Regions from separate parts of the Homo sapiens genome. Here region 1 is linked to region 2. A link is a loop called in an ENCODE intact Hi-C map of the cell type or tissue named here. Cell type or tissue: PC-3. All regions are shown on one strand. Each heading gives the region's core, and the rest is flanking DNA. Links, peaks and the distances in the headings are about the cores only.

Region 1 (8,084 bases), core at 1,327-6,326, 120 kb after region 2:
GTGTCACTATCTCTTCTCTGGTCCTTTACGTTGCAAATTCCAGCAGCCCGGGGCCTCCTAAACTTTCATCTCTGTCTTCTCATCTTACTCTGAGAGCCATTGTCCTAGATTGTCACTTCAGAAATCCAGGTTGATATAGAATTACCTTCATTACTTTTCTTTTCTCATATATCTTAGTCTTACACTTGCACTGCCTGTTGCCTACTGTACAAAATCATGAGTTTTATTTTACTGAATGTTTTTTCTTCTTGATGTTTGGGGTTTTTTTAAAAATCTTTTTTATAGTAAGAGGATACGTTTAGTTCCATTTAAGGCCAGTCCTGGAAGCAGAACTCCAGTCTTCTAGTTTACGTTTTCTTTATTAGCAAAAGCCTAAGTCTTTATTGCTTGCAATCTGAATTTCTACAGTGGCCTTTGAAATGGTCACCTTGACCATCCAGTCTCCACACCCTTTCCCAAAGCATCCTGCAGATTATTGCTAGATTAATCTCCTATCCTTACTCTTTTCTTCAGACCGTTCCACTTAAAAACTTTATTGATTCCTCGTTACCCATCATATTTCAGGAAATATGGAAACTTCTGTGCCTGGATTTTAACATCTTTGCTAACTGGCTCCTCCCAAGCACAGTTTCTTCTCCTCCCTATGTACGCTATCTACTCTAGGACAATTCATCACTTTACTATTCCTAACAAATACCATAAACACTCTGACTTCACTTAGAATTTCTTAATTTTTCTTTTAACTTATTTTTTAAACAATTTCATTTATTTGTCAAGGCTTGACTCAAGTGTCTACTTTCTGTCATCCAGGGCCCTGGAGTTCTGTTAGGAAATTTTCTTCCTACCATTAGTCCCTAGGTCTCATGCATAGCAGTTCCCCTGGACTTTATCAAGCCTGAGTATGATGAGGAAAATAAAAGTCTATAGCCCCATGAGATTCTGCAACCTATCTGGAGGATTTGAACAATTCTTTCAGCAAATATAACTCTCTCCTTGTTAGAAATTCTCATTCCAAAGAAAATAACATTTATTTCATAATATGTTTATATAGCTAGGTATTATCAAACTAGTACCTATTATAAACTCAGCCTTGCTTAGGTATCATATCCTATCATCAAAAAAGTTACAATCTAAAATGAAATGTGGGTAACAAATAAGGGGGCAATTATAAAACAATAAAAGATAGTTTACAGATGATTTTTTTTTCTTCCAAGAAAAAGAAATATCTTGGATACTGTCTAAGTGCTTGGATGTTTATACAAATTATTTGAACCTTATGCGTCAACAAATCCTGACTCAAATTTTGGCAAGTAATGGTCATCTGTGGTTTCGAGTACTTTCTAAAGCAAATCATGACAGAAATCCCACTGGGGCAGCTTTTCTTGTTCCAGTGATTGCAGAATTTGGAATTGAGAAGATATAAGAAAAAGAAACAGAGAAGATCGTGCATGTTTGCATGTACGAGCAACCACACACCATGTTTACTCTTTCAGAAGAATCTATTGAGGTTTCCAGGATGGAATGTAGAGAGATTCAGGAGGCTCTTTCTTCTCTTTGTTCATTTCAAGAGACTGAAGTGTGTGCTAATTTGTTACTTGGTCTCATAGATTCTTTGCTCAGTGTTTACAGCTTCAGTTGTTGGAGAGTTCTGTTACCCAAACTATTGCCTTCTCTGTGCATAATTTTGTTTTTGAAAATAACTGTAAAGTCTTAAACGCATTCCAAATAGGATTTTGTTTTCTGGCATCAATAACACTAAAATTTTGTAGTATACGTATATACACTGGGTGTTAATTTATGTGTGTTGTGCATGTATATGTATATACATGTATGTGTATGTGCCTGTATATGTGTATGAAGAACCAAACACTAGCTTTCACAGGAGACGAATGTTGCCAAATAAGTATGCATATAAATTTCTATTTATTGGAAATGTACCTATTATAGCAACATAAAAAATCAATGTTTGTCCAATTATTTTCCACAGGCAATATCAGGCATTGCAGCATAGTTTCTCATTAGATTAAATCAAACTGTTCTTAAATACCATTTTACCAGCTGTTACTGGATAAAGGGTGAACAGAACAGTTTGTAGAAGCAAGTACGTAGCTCTCTGGCATGTGTTCCTGCCAACATCGCTACAGCTGTGTATATTGTTTATAAAAAAACGAAATGCCCTTAGTGGTTTTCCTTAAATTTTATTGAAGTGGGTTTTTTTTTTCCAGAATAATTTCTTATGTTTCTTAGGAAGATAAAACATTGCTGAAGCCTATAAAATAAGTCAAATTCAATATATAACTGAAAATATTTTAGACTTTAAATTAGAATAAAATGTGAGAATGAGAACAGTAAGAGGTAGATGCATCAAAATAGTCAAATAAATACCCCAATTTCCCTAAATAGGCTTTTATGTATTTGCTTTTTTAAAAAATTTACATTTCCAGTTGTTTAAATTGGGGTTTAATCAAATAATAAATAGTCAAAGGTTCTTAAACATTGACCCAATATAACATTAAAGGGCATACAGCTCAACTTTTTGCCTTATTTCCAAGTGTTAAATGTATATTTTATAACCTCAGCTAAGACGTTTTTTCCTACAGGTAAGAAACTGAGAAACACAGATGCTTAAGAGTCTTGATGGAGATTATATAATTTTTTAGTAGACAGGACTTCCAGGTCTCATAAATTCCAAGAGTACCATGTATAATAAGCAAATGAAGTTTTGTTACTGGAAATATAGACAGAAACATCTTCCTTAAATTCCATTCACTTTCACTATATCCTACTGAACAACAAAGTTTTTACGAATCACAAAGCACAAGAGAAATACAAAGTGTTAATATTTTAAATTATAACAAAATGAAACTTCAATATTGACTTTTATGAATGCATTACTAACAGCATTTAGATTTCAAGCAACTGATTAGTCATCTTAAGTATATAATAATATATATCAGATGGTGGAAATGAGTAATTATTTTCTCATTTTACCCTCAGCCTCTTCTTCTCTTATTTTTCTTATTCTTCTTCTCTAACATTTTAGTTTCTCCATGAACAAGCATATTCATTATTATTATTATCATTATTATTATATTGAAATGTACAAAGTGTTTGCCTAGCCCAATAGAAAGTTTGTTTATCGGCAGGGTGCGGTGGCTCAAGCCTGTAATCCCAGCACTTTGGGAGGCCAAGGCAGACGGATCACCTGAGGTCAGGAGTTCAAGACCAGCCTGATCAACATGGAGAAACTCCTTCTCTACTAAAAATACAAAATTAGCCAGGCATGGTGGCACATGCCTGTAATGCCAGCTACTCAGGAGGCTGAGGCAGGAGAATCACTTGAACCTGGGAGGTGGAATTTGTGGTGAGCTGAGATCGCGCCATTGCATGCCAGCCTGGGCAACAAGAGTGAAACTCTGTCTCAGAAAGAAAGAAAGAAAGAAAGAGAGAGAGAGAGAGAGAGGAAGGGAGGAAGGGAGGAAAGAAAGAAGGAAAGGAGACGAGAGGAGAGGAGATTTTATAGTGCCCTATTCCATACTTTTCATTCTAAACTTTATACTTAGATTTCCTTTCAGCATATTTAAATCACTATTTTCTGTGGTTTGGATGTTGTCTCCTCCAACATTAAAATGTGATTTCCAATATTGCAGAAAGGACTTAGTGGAAGGTAGTTGGATCATGGGGGAGGATCTGTCATGAACAGTTTGGCACCACCTCCTTAGTGATGAATGGGTTCTCACTAAGTTAGTCCATGTGAGATCAGGTTGTTTAAAAGAATGTGGAACCTCTCGCTTCTCTCTGTCTTGCTCCCACTCTCACCATGAGACATGCCAGCTCCCCTTCGCCTTCTGTCATGAGTGGAAGCTTCCTGAGGCCCTCACCAGAAGCAAATGCTGGCACTATGCTTTGTGTACAGCTTGCAGACCCATGAGCCAATTAAACCTCTTTTATTTATAAATTACCCAGTTTCAGGTATTTATTTACAGCAACACAAAAATGGACTAACACACTATTTTTTCTTTGCTTTACCATCAATTTCACTGCACAACTGAACGCTGATTTAAATCATTTTGATTAAATTGAGGATTTTTGAAGAAAACAGAAACAAAGAAAACCTGACCAATTGCTATCTTCTTGGAATCAAGGATAATATTGTTGTTTGCTCGGGCAACAAATCTGCTTCACAGATTTACAGATTTTCCTAACTATAACAGAAGTTCCAAACTAGTAACTTGAAGGCAACTCCTAGCTCACAGTTTTGTTTTTGCTTTTTTGTTTTTTTGTTTTTTTTCCATTCACAAATAAGGAGTCTATACAGGATACTCAGAATCTCTGGCCAACATTACTGTGCACCGGAACTCAGTGGAAACTAAGTGATGGTTGTTGTGGAGATAGGTATAGATACCCTCCTTTATCAGAGTCACCACCACTCCTTAATATCTTATATCAGCCCCACTTCATGCCTTTACTTTCCTACCTGAACATGCAGGCAGTTACATTTGAAACCCCTGGTAAACGCTGAGAGTGACTACAAATGTTAGGTCAAGAGCCAGAGCAGTCCTACAAAATGGCAGATTCTATGTGGCTGTTAAGAAGGTCATATTTGATCACATCCATAATGTAATTTTTAAGATCTTTCAAACAAATCACTTTATTCCCCTGCTTAAAATACTTCAGTGGCTCTGAAGTAGCTCCTTAGGGTTCCCTTTTACTTTCCAGAGAAATCTTTTGTCACTGACACTCATCCCTCTTCCACAGCTCTCGTACAAAAGCTAGATTGAATGACTTTCAGGTTTCATAAGGCCTAATTAGCTCTCTTGTACCAGTTAGGTCTTTGATCATCGTGTTCCCTCTCCCTGATGCAATGCGCCTTCCTGCACCCACAGCTTACTAACTCACACCTCACCCAAAACATCATTTCCTCCAGGAACCTTTCCCTAATTGGCTAAACCTGACGAGGAAGGTCCTTCTATGTGCAGTTGCACTTTACTGTGTATGGCAGTTGCGTGTTTGCCCATCGCTCTGCATCCCTGCTTTGACTGTAGGAGGCAGAAAGTCAGTGTCCTTGTATTTTTCATCATCATGCTTCCACTGCCTAGGAGTTCCCTGGGAAAATAAAGACATTTGAAAATTTAGTAAATAAAGCAATGGATGCATTAGTTGAGTTTTCCGTGGGTGGATGGTTAGAGTTCCCACAACTCTGCAATGAGGGGCAAAGCCAGAAAAGATGCTCTGTTATTCTTGGAGTGGTCACTTTGATTTCTGTCTTATGTTGGCCTGGTTGCCTTGTATACTTTCCCTGTGTATATCAGTTCCAGGAAAGGTTAGGCTCTAATAAACTTTTGGAGCTAGTTGTTTGTCTCTCAAGCCATACACATTTTTAATCCTTCCTCCACTCTGGATATCCATCTGGGAAAATGCATTCAGTGACAATGACAGTCAGCACCTGGAGCTGGGCTTCAGTCCTCAAACTCTACTTCCATCCATTTTCCTGAACGTTTTTTCCCATTTGAACCTCTCAGATTCCAGTCTTTTTGCTCCTGCCTCTGCTAGGCCCTTGAAATAGCGATTTGCTTTTTTGTGAGTATCGATTTGGTTCTTTATCCTTCTTTGGCCCTAAACACTGCTTTTCACCCTATTCCTTAACCCCATGCCTCTCCACACCTCTGACACTGAGTCCCTCCCCCCAGTTTTCTGCCCATCACCCTGCTTGCCTTGGACAGAAGCAGCACGTGAGCCATTGCAACTGGCTACTTCCTGCCCTCATTTGCCCTTGAGTTCTTTTGCTCTCCCCAGCTTTCTTCTTCCCTGTACTCTAATCAGTATCTTTCTCTTTTCACCAGTGTTTTTTAATGATTCAACGGTAGGAAGTTTAAATGTGAGTTTTTCATTTTGGTATTAATTTAAGAATTAACTGAGGTATGCTTTGGATTATTTGGTGTTTTCTTTCATTTTGTTTTGAGATAAGATATTTGCTCTGTCGTTCAGGCTGCAGTGCCGTGGCACGATTATAGCTCACTGCAACCTCGAATTCCTGGGCTCAAGCAATCTTCCTGCCTTGGTCTTCCAAGTAGTTGAGACTACAGGTGCATGCCACTGGGCCTGGCTAATTTTATTTTTATTTTTTGTAGAAACAGGGTCTCACTGTGTTGCCCAGGCTGGTCTCAAACTTCTGGACTCAATCGAACCTCCCACATGAGCTTCCCAAAGTGCTAGGATTACAGGCATGAGCCACCATGCCCAGCCTTTAAAACTCAATTATTGCCAAACTGCTTTTGTGCCCATATTCCAGTTTGTGTTTACCTTGGTAACAATGCCAAATAGCACTGACATAATGATCCCAAGCTAATGAAAAATAATGAAGGCAGAATAAATATGTATGTGATTCTGTAGGTCAAATACGTAAGTGATTCTCTAGATCAAATAAAGTCCAAATAACATCACAGACGGGAATATCATGCAAATAAATATTTTTGCAGTAATTAATATAAAGATAAGTGCTGGAAAAACTAAGTCATCACAAAATAAATAGCAGTACAAACATGATAAATTCAAAATACTTTTTTGTGATACCAATTGACATTGTGTGAGCTGACACTTTTATTTTTGGAAAACATCATTTGTAACATAAAATTGTCACCAAAAAATGAATTGTATTGTTTGGTAAAATTTGTATTTAACTTTGAAATTTAACTTGCTTTTGTGTAAGAGTTGTAAGTAGAGAGAGTTTAGATATAGATAGCTTTTGTTTAAAGACACCTAAATAAAATAATAGTAAATATAACAATATTGGGAGTCCTTGATAAAAAAAAAATTAAGCAACACTGACCTGTACACTTGCACATATTTCAACCAATATGGCTTCTTCTCGAACCCTTTTCTTGGAGGGCTTATCTTAATTATGGGATCCAGTTCAGTTTATAAATTTGTGACAAGAACAAAAAAAGATGTTAAATCATAAGTGTTTGCAATCTGCCACCTCCCTGTGCTTGCCAAAGAAAAGTCTGTCTGAGGCTCCAACCCTCACCTAACTCTAGTTTCCTCAGAATTACCTTCAGGGAAAAATGAGAATCTACCAGGTAATATCAAAAGCAAAAAGCTGAAATAAAGAAGACAACTTTAATGAGTTCTTAATTTAAAAGGGAGAAGAATAACCCTTATACAAAGCAAGAATAGAAAATTGTAGAACAATATGCCTTATAAATATTGATGTACAAATCCACAACAAAATACTGAAAGACCAAATTTAACAGCATATTAAAAGATTATACACCATGACCAAGGGGAGTTTATTCCTGGAATGCAAGGATAGTTCAACATACAAAAATCAATTAATGTAATACACTACATTAGTAGAAAAAAGGGAAAATATGATCATCTCAGTTGATGCAGAAAAATCATTCAACAAAATTCAACACCCTTTCATGATAAAATCACTCAACAAACTAGGAATAGAAGACGACTACTTCAGCATAATAAAGGCCCTATATGTACAAACCTACAGCCAACATACTCAATGATAAAAGACTAAAAGCTTTTCCTCTAAAAGGAAAAAAAAAATAATTCCTCTAAAAGGAACAAAAAAAATAGGTCTTTTGTCACTTCTGTTATGCATAGTATTGGAAATACTAGCTGGAACAATTAGTCAAGAAAAAAATGCAAGGTATCCAAATTGGAACTTAGCATTAGTATTAACCTTTGGAAAAGAGAAAGCAAAATTATTTCTATTAGCAAGATGATAGATAGTATATGTAGAAAACCCTGAAGATATCCCAAAAATCTATTAGAACTATTTTTTCTATTTATATAATTTATTCCTTTATATACTCGTACCTTTATTTCTTACATTTGCCTTAATTTATAAAGAACTTGACATAATTGCATGATCTATGAATATTATTTACATATATAAATGGTAATTTAATTATTTAATAATATAATTGCATGATCTATGAATATTATTTACATATATAAATATTCATGTATATATGTAATTTATTTATTTAATTATTTAATATTATTTATTTATTTAATTTAATTTAATTTATTTATTTAATTTAATTATTTAATAATATTATTTATTT
Region 2 (8,084 bases), core at 1,485-6,484:
TACTTCTCTTATGTCATTTGTATGACTTCGTCAATCACTATATTCCAATTATGCTGGCCTAGCTGATGTTTCTTGAATATGCCAAATATCCTCCCCACTTAGGGCTTTTGCTCTAGCTATTCCCCAGTCTTAGAATGGTCTTCTCCAAGATATCCGTTGACTTATTCCTTTGCCTCCTTCAAGTCTGCTTGAATGCCACCTTCCTTATTATGCTTATTCTAACCTTCAGGTTTATTTTAACCACTTTCTGTCATCTTTCCCTGGAATTTTCTTTCTCCCTCAAACCACCTCAATTTTTTTCATATCATTAATCACTTATATAGAGATTATTTTATAATTTATTGGTTTATCACTTTATTGTGTGACCCAATAAGTGACTCTAACCATAGATCAAGAAATACAAATACTAAACAAGGATCATGAAAGGCATTATCTAGGCAGAGCAATACAGCCAAAACCACTGAGGAGGTTTGAGACATCCACCGACTCATTTTCTCCTTAAGAACTTGCAGTAATGTCATACCATTTCTTCTTTAGTATACCTCTTTTAGAGTTTTTACGCAGCTTAGTTCTATTTATGTTTTTATAAAAACACACTGTTAAACATTAATACAAGTGTTAGAAAAGTATACCTTTCATTACTTAGAGAAAATAATCAAAGAAAACATAGTACATGTTGTCTAAGAAATATTAAAATAGTATAGAAATACAGAATAAAGCATTAAATATTATCAAAAATGTAAAATGATATATTATAATAAGTAAAAATTCGCAAAATTGTTTTATTAAAAGGAATCACTGGACTTCTGCTTCTAGGAAGATGAAGTCAATGTGATTTTCCCTATTCCTCTGCTAAGCACAACTAAAAACTCTGGAAATTATATGTAGAACAATTTTTCAAAATTTTTTTATTATTTACTTATGTATTTATTTATCTTTTGAGATGGAATCTCATTCTGTCACCCAGGCTGGAGTGCAGTGGTGCAATCTCAGGTCACTGCAGACTTTGCCTCCTGGGTTCAAGTGATTCTCTTGTCTTAGTCTCCCAAGTACCTGGGACTACAGGCACGTGCCACCATGTCCAGCTAATTTTTGTATTTTTAGTAGAGATGGGGTTTCATCATGTTGCTAAGGCTGGTCTTGAACTCCTGACCTCAATTGAGTCACTGCCTTGACCTCCCAAAGTGCTGAGATTATAGGCATGAACCACTGCACCCGGTTTGTAGAACTAATTTAAAGAGACCCTGAAATATAGTAAGAAGGCGGAATGGCTAGGAATGACGTAGTGATTAGTTTTCTGGGTCTTCTTTCTGCTCATATAATCCAAGCTTGGTGAAAGCCACTAATCCAGAAAAAAAGGTGGATGTAGATTTTTTTGGAAAAAAATAAAAAAGAAAACAGTTAATGTCTGCTCTTCCTAGCTAAAGTACAAGGCAAGGGGCAGTCTAGAAAGAAAACATTTTGTTCATAACTTCTCTGCCAGCTAAACACCATAGAGAAAACTGTGGCCAACTCATACCCACACCAGCAAAGGCCAAGTGAAAAGTCTAGACTTTCACACTCAGGAGGTAGTAATGAGGCACCCTGATACCCGAGCCAGGGTTGTATAAGAGAAGACCAAGTCAGCTTTCGGGAACTTCATTTCTGCTAACTGGGAATGAGGCCCCTATTATGGTGTCAGTATAGACTACATGTGGATCTTGAAGATCCACCCCCTGTGTAACAGTAAACAGATAGCCTTCTCCTCCCTGGGGGTCATATGGGAGGAGGCCTACTGGAGAGTAAGAACTTTCATTGTCATCCAGTGGTATGAGGTCATATCCACTGATGTCAGTAAAGATCACGTGGAAGCTGTAACTCACACATAAAACAATAATGAGGGGGATTCCCACTTGGGTGTCAATGGAGGGCGAGAAGCCTATACCTCTACTTCCACCTGGCTGTAAAGATGTAGCACCCCACCCTTTCCTTGCCAGAGAAGTAACAGAAAGTCAAGATAAGATCCAGAGACTCATAATATAGTATGAAAATGCTCCGGTTTCAGGAGATTATGTATCATACAAAGAAATGAGGAAGTTTCAAATTGAGTAAAAAGACAATTGATGCCAATAGCAAGATGATAGAAATTTAGAGTTATCTGACAAAGATTTTTAAACAGCCAAGATAAATATACATCAACAATCAACTGCGAGCATTCTTAAATGAAAAAATAGAAAGCCTGAACAAAGAAATAGAAAGTCTAAGCTAAGAGAGAGATCCAAATGGTTTAATGGATGGGCTTAAGAGCAGAATGAAGGTAATAGGGAAAAGAAATCAGTGAACTTGAAGATTAAACAGTAGATATCACCCAATCTCAACAAGAGAGAGAAAAAAATAGACCGAAAAAAAATTGAACAGCGACTCAGAAATCTGTGGAACTCTAACAAAAGATATGACATTTATGTCTTTAGAATTTCGTAGGAGAAAAAAAGTGCAGGGCTGAAAAAATAGAAGAAAAAAATAGTGGCTAAAAACTTCCTAAGTTTGACAAAAGCCATAAAGCTACATATTTAAGATATTGAATGAACCCAAAACAAGATAAACTTAAAGAAATTCACATCAAGAAACAGCTTAATGAAACTTTTGAAAAACCCAAAATAAAGAAAAACTTCTCAAAAGCACCAGGAGAAAAGAGATACTTTATCTAAGGAAGAAAAACAATTGGAATGACAGCAAATTTCTCATTCAAACCCATGGAGGCCAGAAGAAAGTGGCAAAACATTTTTAAACTACTGAAACAAAACAAAACAAAAAAAACTGTCACCCAGAATCCTATATCTAGTAAAATACATCCTTTGGGAATGAAGGGGAAATCAAGACACTCATAAATGAATAATAGTAAAATAGGTTGACATCCCAAAACATACCCTAAAAAATGGCAAAAGTAAATTTTCTAAGCAAAAGAAAACAATAAAGGATGGAATCTTGGAACTTTAGGAAGGAAAAGAAAAATTTGAGTAAATGCAATAGGCTTCCTTCTCTTGAGTTTCTAAATTATGTTTAACAGCTGAAACAAAAATTATAACAAGGCAGGGATATCCACTCTCACAGCTCTTATTCAGTATGTTGCTAGATGATCTAGCCACTGCAATAAAGCAAGATAAGGGGTAGAAAATGTATTCAGATCAAAAAGGAAGAGATGAAACTGTTCCTACTTGCACATGACATCTAGAAATTCCCAAGAAATCTCCAAAAATATCTTAGAACTAATAAGTGAGTTAAGCAACTTGTAAAGTAAACATACAAAACTCCGTTGCATTTATATATACTAGCAACAAATACAGGGACACTGAAATTAGAATATAATGCCATTTACAACAACTCAAAGAAAGAGATAAATACTTAAGAGCCATAAACCATTAAATGGAACATAGAAGGTACACACTTAAATGCTGAAGAGTTTAGTATAGTCTGAAATACAAATATAACCATGAATATCTATATAGATATAAAGTGGCGTTACATAAATTTTGTTTAACACTAATTCCAAGAGATTGCCACAAAAGAGGGCATGTGCTAGGTGAATAGGTGAACATCCAAGATAATTTGGGAAACTCTCAATATTATACCTCCGTCTTTTAAAATTGGTCCTCATATGAGCAAATCAGAGCTTTATAAAATTCTGTAGTAAAATCCCACTTTAATGCATTCCAGCATTTTTGACCTCAGAACGTTTTTTCCAATTAATTCTGAGAGCCCAGGTTAAGCTGTCCAAGACTGATCTGTTGAGGGCTGGCCTTTGAAAGAAGAATTTGTCCCAGAGTTGTTGTGATAATACAACTCACCAAAGGCAAGGCTTAGAATCCAGCCCTCTGTCTCCATCATGCCAGGCAGGATTGCTGACAACAATCACGAACAAATATGTGACTCCTGTCAATAGCTTGCCTCTCCCCACAACTGTGAACACACAGTTAGAATCCCAGGCATCTGATCAAGCCAGGGGAAAGGCTAGCCTCTTCCCCAAACCCAAATGCTGAGCTGGCAGGATGGCATCCAGGTAAGGTTCTTGCCTGGCTTGTTTCCATACACCAGCTCTTGATCATGCAAGGGGCAGGGCAAAACTTCCTTAATCAAATAATATAAGGACCCTGTTGCCTAAGGTTGGCTCTGACCCATATATATTTCTGGTGCTAACCTAGAATATACTGGGCAAAGGGGGCCTAAATGCTGCTTCTCCTTTGTCTCCCTGCGTTTCTTGCAAAAAACCCTGCTCCAGTAGGTCTGGCCCCTTCCTCTGATGTGTGCTTTTAAAATTTCAGCTCAGATTTACAGATGGGCAAGTTCTTTAAATTTTTCAAGAAAAATTTTTGAGTATAAAAGTTTTTGTAGAATAGAAAAATACGTAAACCTTCTTAATTCATTTTACAAAATAAGACTTTTTGTTTATCATCCCCAACAGACATTTACCCTCACTATCCCCAATCTAGGAATTCACTTAGCAAACTCCTCCACTTCATTCTCATGAATCACTTACTCGTTTCCTAAGTTACTTTCCCTAAGGAAAGTTTCCGATCTCTGGTAGAGGTTTTTATTTTATTTTCCTCTCCATATTATTTATTCCTTTTGTGCCCTACTCTGTTTCAACTGATGATTCATTGCTATTCTTGGACCTAGCCCTTCCTGACTAAATATTGGTTTAATAAATGAATGTGTAAATGTGCAAAGTTAACTTTATCAATACTCTCTTAGATCCAAGACATCACAGCTTCCACATGTACCTAATGTATCAAGAAATTAAACCTGCATATAAGGAAGTTTGAATTCAGGGAAAATGACAATAATTAATCAAAACCAAACAAAATGCAAAAGTGATCATTTATTTTAAAATGTATATTTACAAATACATTTGAAATATAAGTGCTTTCTAAAAAGATTATTTTCAAGTTGTCAGCAAGTTCTAGGAATCATATTCTTAAACTCTAAGGCCAGCTTCCTGGTGACCAAGATAGTCACTTGGAATCCAAAGTACACTCTGTCTTTGGTCTGGCTGGGATTTATTTTTACGTGCCTATGGCAAATGCTGAAGTATATGTTCTTTGAGTCACTTAAATTCCCTTAGGAAAGAGTTAACCCAAACAAACCCTTTCAGCAAAAGAAATTCCAATACATTTTTAAAACAATTGTTTAACTCGATAATCAAAAAGTTGTTTAAACCCTAATCTAAATCCTTTCCCCTATTACTGCTGTCATTCTATCAGTATAAAGAAAGGCACATGGTAAGTTGGCATAACCAGAATGTATAAATTCTAGGACATATTATAAAACTAAGTAACAGAGAGAGTCCAAGGGCACAATGCTATCACTAAGGAACCTATCCGTTTCTTCACAGTCATCATCAGTGAAAAGTGATGCAAGTAGGTTGACTTTGGAAGAACTTAAATTCTTGAGGCAATCACTCATCAAAGCTTTCTGCTCAACAAGTGATACAATCAAAACATATTTATGAGACAAAGCTTGCCCTGTTTCCTAAGCGTGGGGGTAAATCCTTCAGCCCAAGAGAAGAATTTATCAATTCATCTCCGACTTGCCAGAATACTGCCTTGAAGTCTCTATGCCCAGAACCTGCCTTGAGAAGTTCCAAACCTACCCTGAGTCAACCCAAGTACTTAATCTGCTCTGTGTTCCTTCTTCAAACATTCATTTTAATAATCCCAGCCATTTCAGAGCTGCTATACTGGTGGCCCACCATGATAACAGGACTGGGGTATTCTTTTTATGGCACTTGCTTCCCCAAAACACATATGTGAAGTATATACACTATTGGCAACATATTTTCAAAAAATAGTATAAAACAGCAGCTTTTATTTTATGACCTGGAAAATTATTAATAAGGTAGAATATAACCATGTAGTAGATGAAAAATAAGTCAATAAAACACACACTTTAGAGGTTTATACATAAATGTTTTAATTTTCTATAATAAGGAAGAAGATTTAGCAAAAATGTCCTGAGAAGAAATACTTTGACCTTACACTCAAATTATAGATTGTGAAAGTTTTTTCCCATCACAAGTAGTATAGTGGAGCTAGACATTAAGGAGACCTCCGGATATGCCCTTGAAAGGGCTTGGTTGACAAACACGAATATTAAAACTGACTCCATGCATAACAAGTTTCTCAGAAGTAACTGGTCACTGTAGTCGAGTCAAGCCAGTTTTAGAGATATTCTAAGTTTTCCTTCACTTAGAAATGGTGTTTTTTTCCCACAAAAGTGTACATGTTAACTTGGAAATACAGCAAAATGATTTTAATCTAATGAATTATGCCTTTCTTGAAAGTATCATTAGAACCTTGAACAATTATTTACTCTTTTGAACCTAAAATTTGAAACTTGTTTGCTCTTATTTTAAAAAGATGGTCATTTCAAATTTAGGTCATTTACAGAGAAAATATTGCTTTTTTTGTCTTACTTTTTATTGTCTTTTATTATTTTAATAGACTATTTCAAGTAGTCTTATTTACTTTTAAAAATACTTATTTCTAATAGTTGTACATTCAAGCTCACTTTTGAAAGAGGGTTCTGGGAATTTGGGGCTGGCTACATGTAAACAGTTGCTTAGGTGCCTACAAAATAATTATGCATCTAATAAGGTTTTAGTTTTAGTGATTTGACACATATTCAATGTAGTTGAGGTAAAGATGTACATGTTCTCCTAAGTAACCAAATGCATTGAACCTCCAGTGCATGCTCCAAAGTAAATTAGTAACATAAATTTTGGGCTTCTAGCCCCCACTGAATGCATTTAGAAATGTATGCTTATGAATGACATCTACATGATATATCAATATAGATTGTATCAATACATTATATAGATATGAGATAAATGTAGATATACGTATGTATGTATATATATGTATGTATTTATATATCTATATAAATCCTCACTTAACATTTCGGTAGGTTCTTAGAAACTGCGACTTGAAGCAAAATGGTGTTGATGTTGATTAGAAATCAGAGTTTTTTTCTCATCAATGTTATAACAAAATGACACGCATGAAAACATTATTCAAGCACCTGATGTACATCATTTTGTTTAAAGTTGCTGTTTCCAAGAATCTGTCAATGACATTAAGATCAATGACATTAAGTGAAGACTTACTGTGTGTATATGTATGTATATATAAATATGTGTGTGTGTATATATATATGTATATATACAGAGAGAGAGACACAGAGAGAGAGAGAGACTGAGAAATAGAGAGTTTCCAGTTATCTACTGTGCATAACAAACCATACCAAAACTTAGGGGCATAAAACTATACCTATCTTATCATGCTCATGATTTTGTGAGTCAGGAATTGGGGCAGACACCACAGGAGTGATTTCTCCTGTAGATGACCCCACTCATCTACTTCTAGATGAGTGGGGTCTCAGATGGAGAGAAACATATATATAGCTGGGTTGGTTGTGTCATAATAAAAATCACGGCCAGGCGCAGTGGCTCACGCCTGTAATCCCAGCACTTTGGGAGGCTGAGGCAGGTGGATCATGAGGTCAGGAGATCGAGACCATCCTGGCCAACACGGTAAAACCCCGTCTCTACTAAAAACACAAAAAAAATTAGCCGGGCCTGGTGGCGGGTGCCTGTAGTCCCAGCTACTCAGGAGTCTGAGGCAGGAGAATGGTGTGAAGCTGGGAGGTGGAGCTTGCAGTGAGCCAAAATCGTGCCACTGCGCTCCAGCATGGGCGGCAGAGCAAGACTCCATCTCAAAAATAAATAAATAAATAAAAATAAAAATAAAAATCACACCACATAGAGTTAATATGGCAAGAAAGACTTTGTTCAAGATTATTGCAATAGGGGAGAGAGATTTAACTCAACTCCATGGAAACAAAAAAGTCAGAGAGTTTAAGTGCTTGGATAAGCTAGTGTAAAAAGTATTGGAGGACATTAGAGTGGAGGTTGATCAATGTGATTAGGCCATCTGTATTTGCTAAGTTAGGCTCCTGCCCTGTGATAGAAAGTAGGAGATGGGAGCTATCTTTCTTGATGATTCAATTTTTTAAAAATGGCTTCTGCCAGGCCTTGAGAAAGGCATTCCTGG

The links. Hi-C counts contacts between places; a loop is a spot of excess contacts. Peaks named below come from ENCODE experiments on the same cell type or tissue, not always from the same donor. Only the 100,000 strongest peaks of a DNase experiment are listed, where the experiment ranks them.
Region 1: it touches region 2 in a loop (7-fold over the local background); 1 of 110 quality-filtered maps calls a loop at or near these places.

Annotation. Positions count from the first base shown.
Region 1 is chr13:71,998,452-72,006,535 of GRCh38, reverse strand. No RefSeq gene overlaps it. Among named protein-coding and RNA genes, the nearest start is that of DACH1, 140 kb to the right of the region's middle. RefSeq lists an enhancer at 1,282-1,806. In PC-3, for the core only: no CTCF peak of the experiment used is centred there; a DNase peak (open chromatin) is centred at 1,355; H3K4me3 peaks cover 606 bases; H3K27ac peaks cover 832 bases.
Region 2 is chr13:72,123,139-72,131,222 of GRCh38, reverse strand. No RefSeq gene overlaps it. Among named protein-coding and RNA genes, the nearest start is that of DACH1, 260 kb to the right of the region's middle. RefSeq lists an enhancer at 7,883-8,084. In PC-3, for the core only: no CTCF peak of the experiment used is centred there; DNase peaks (open chromatin) are centred at 3,982 and 5,462; H3K4me3 peaks cover 756 bases; H3K27ac peaks cover 2,397 bases.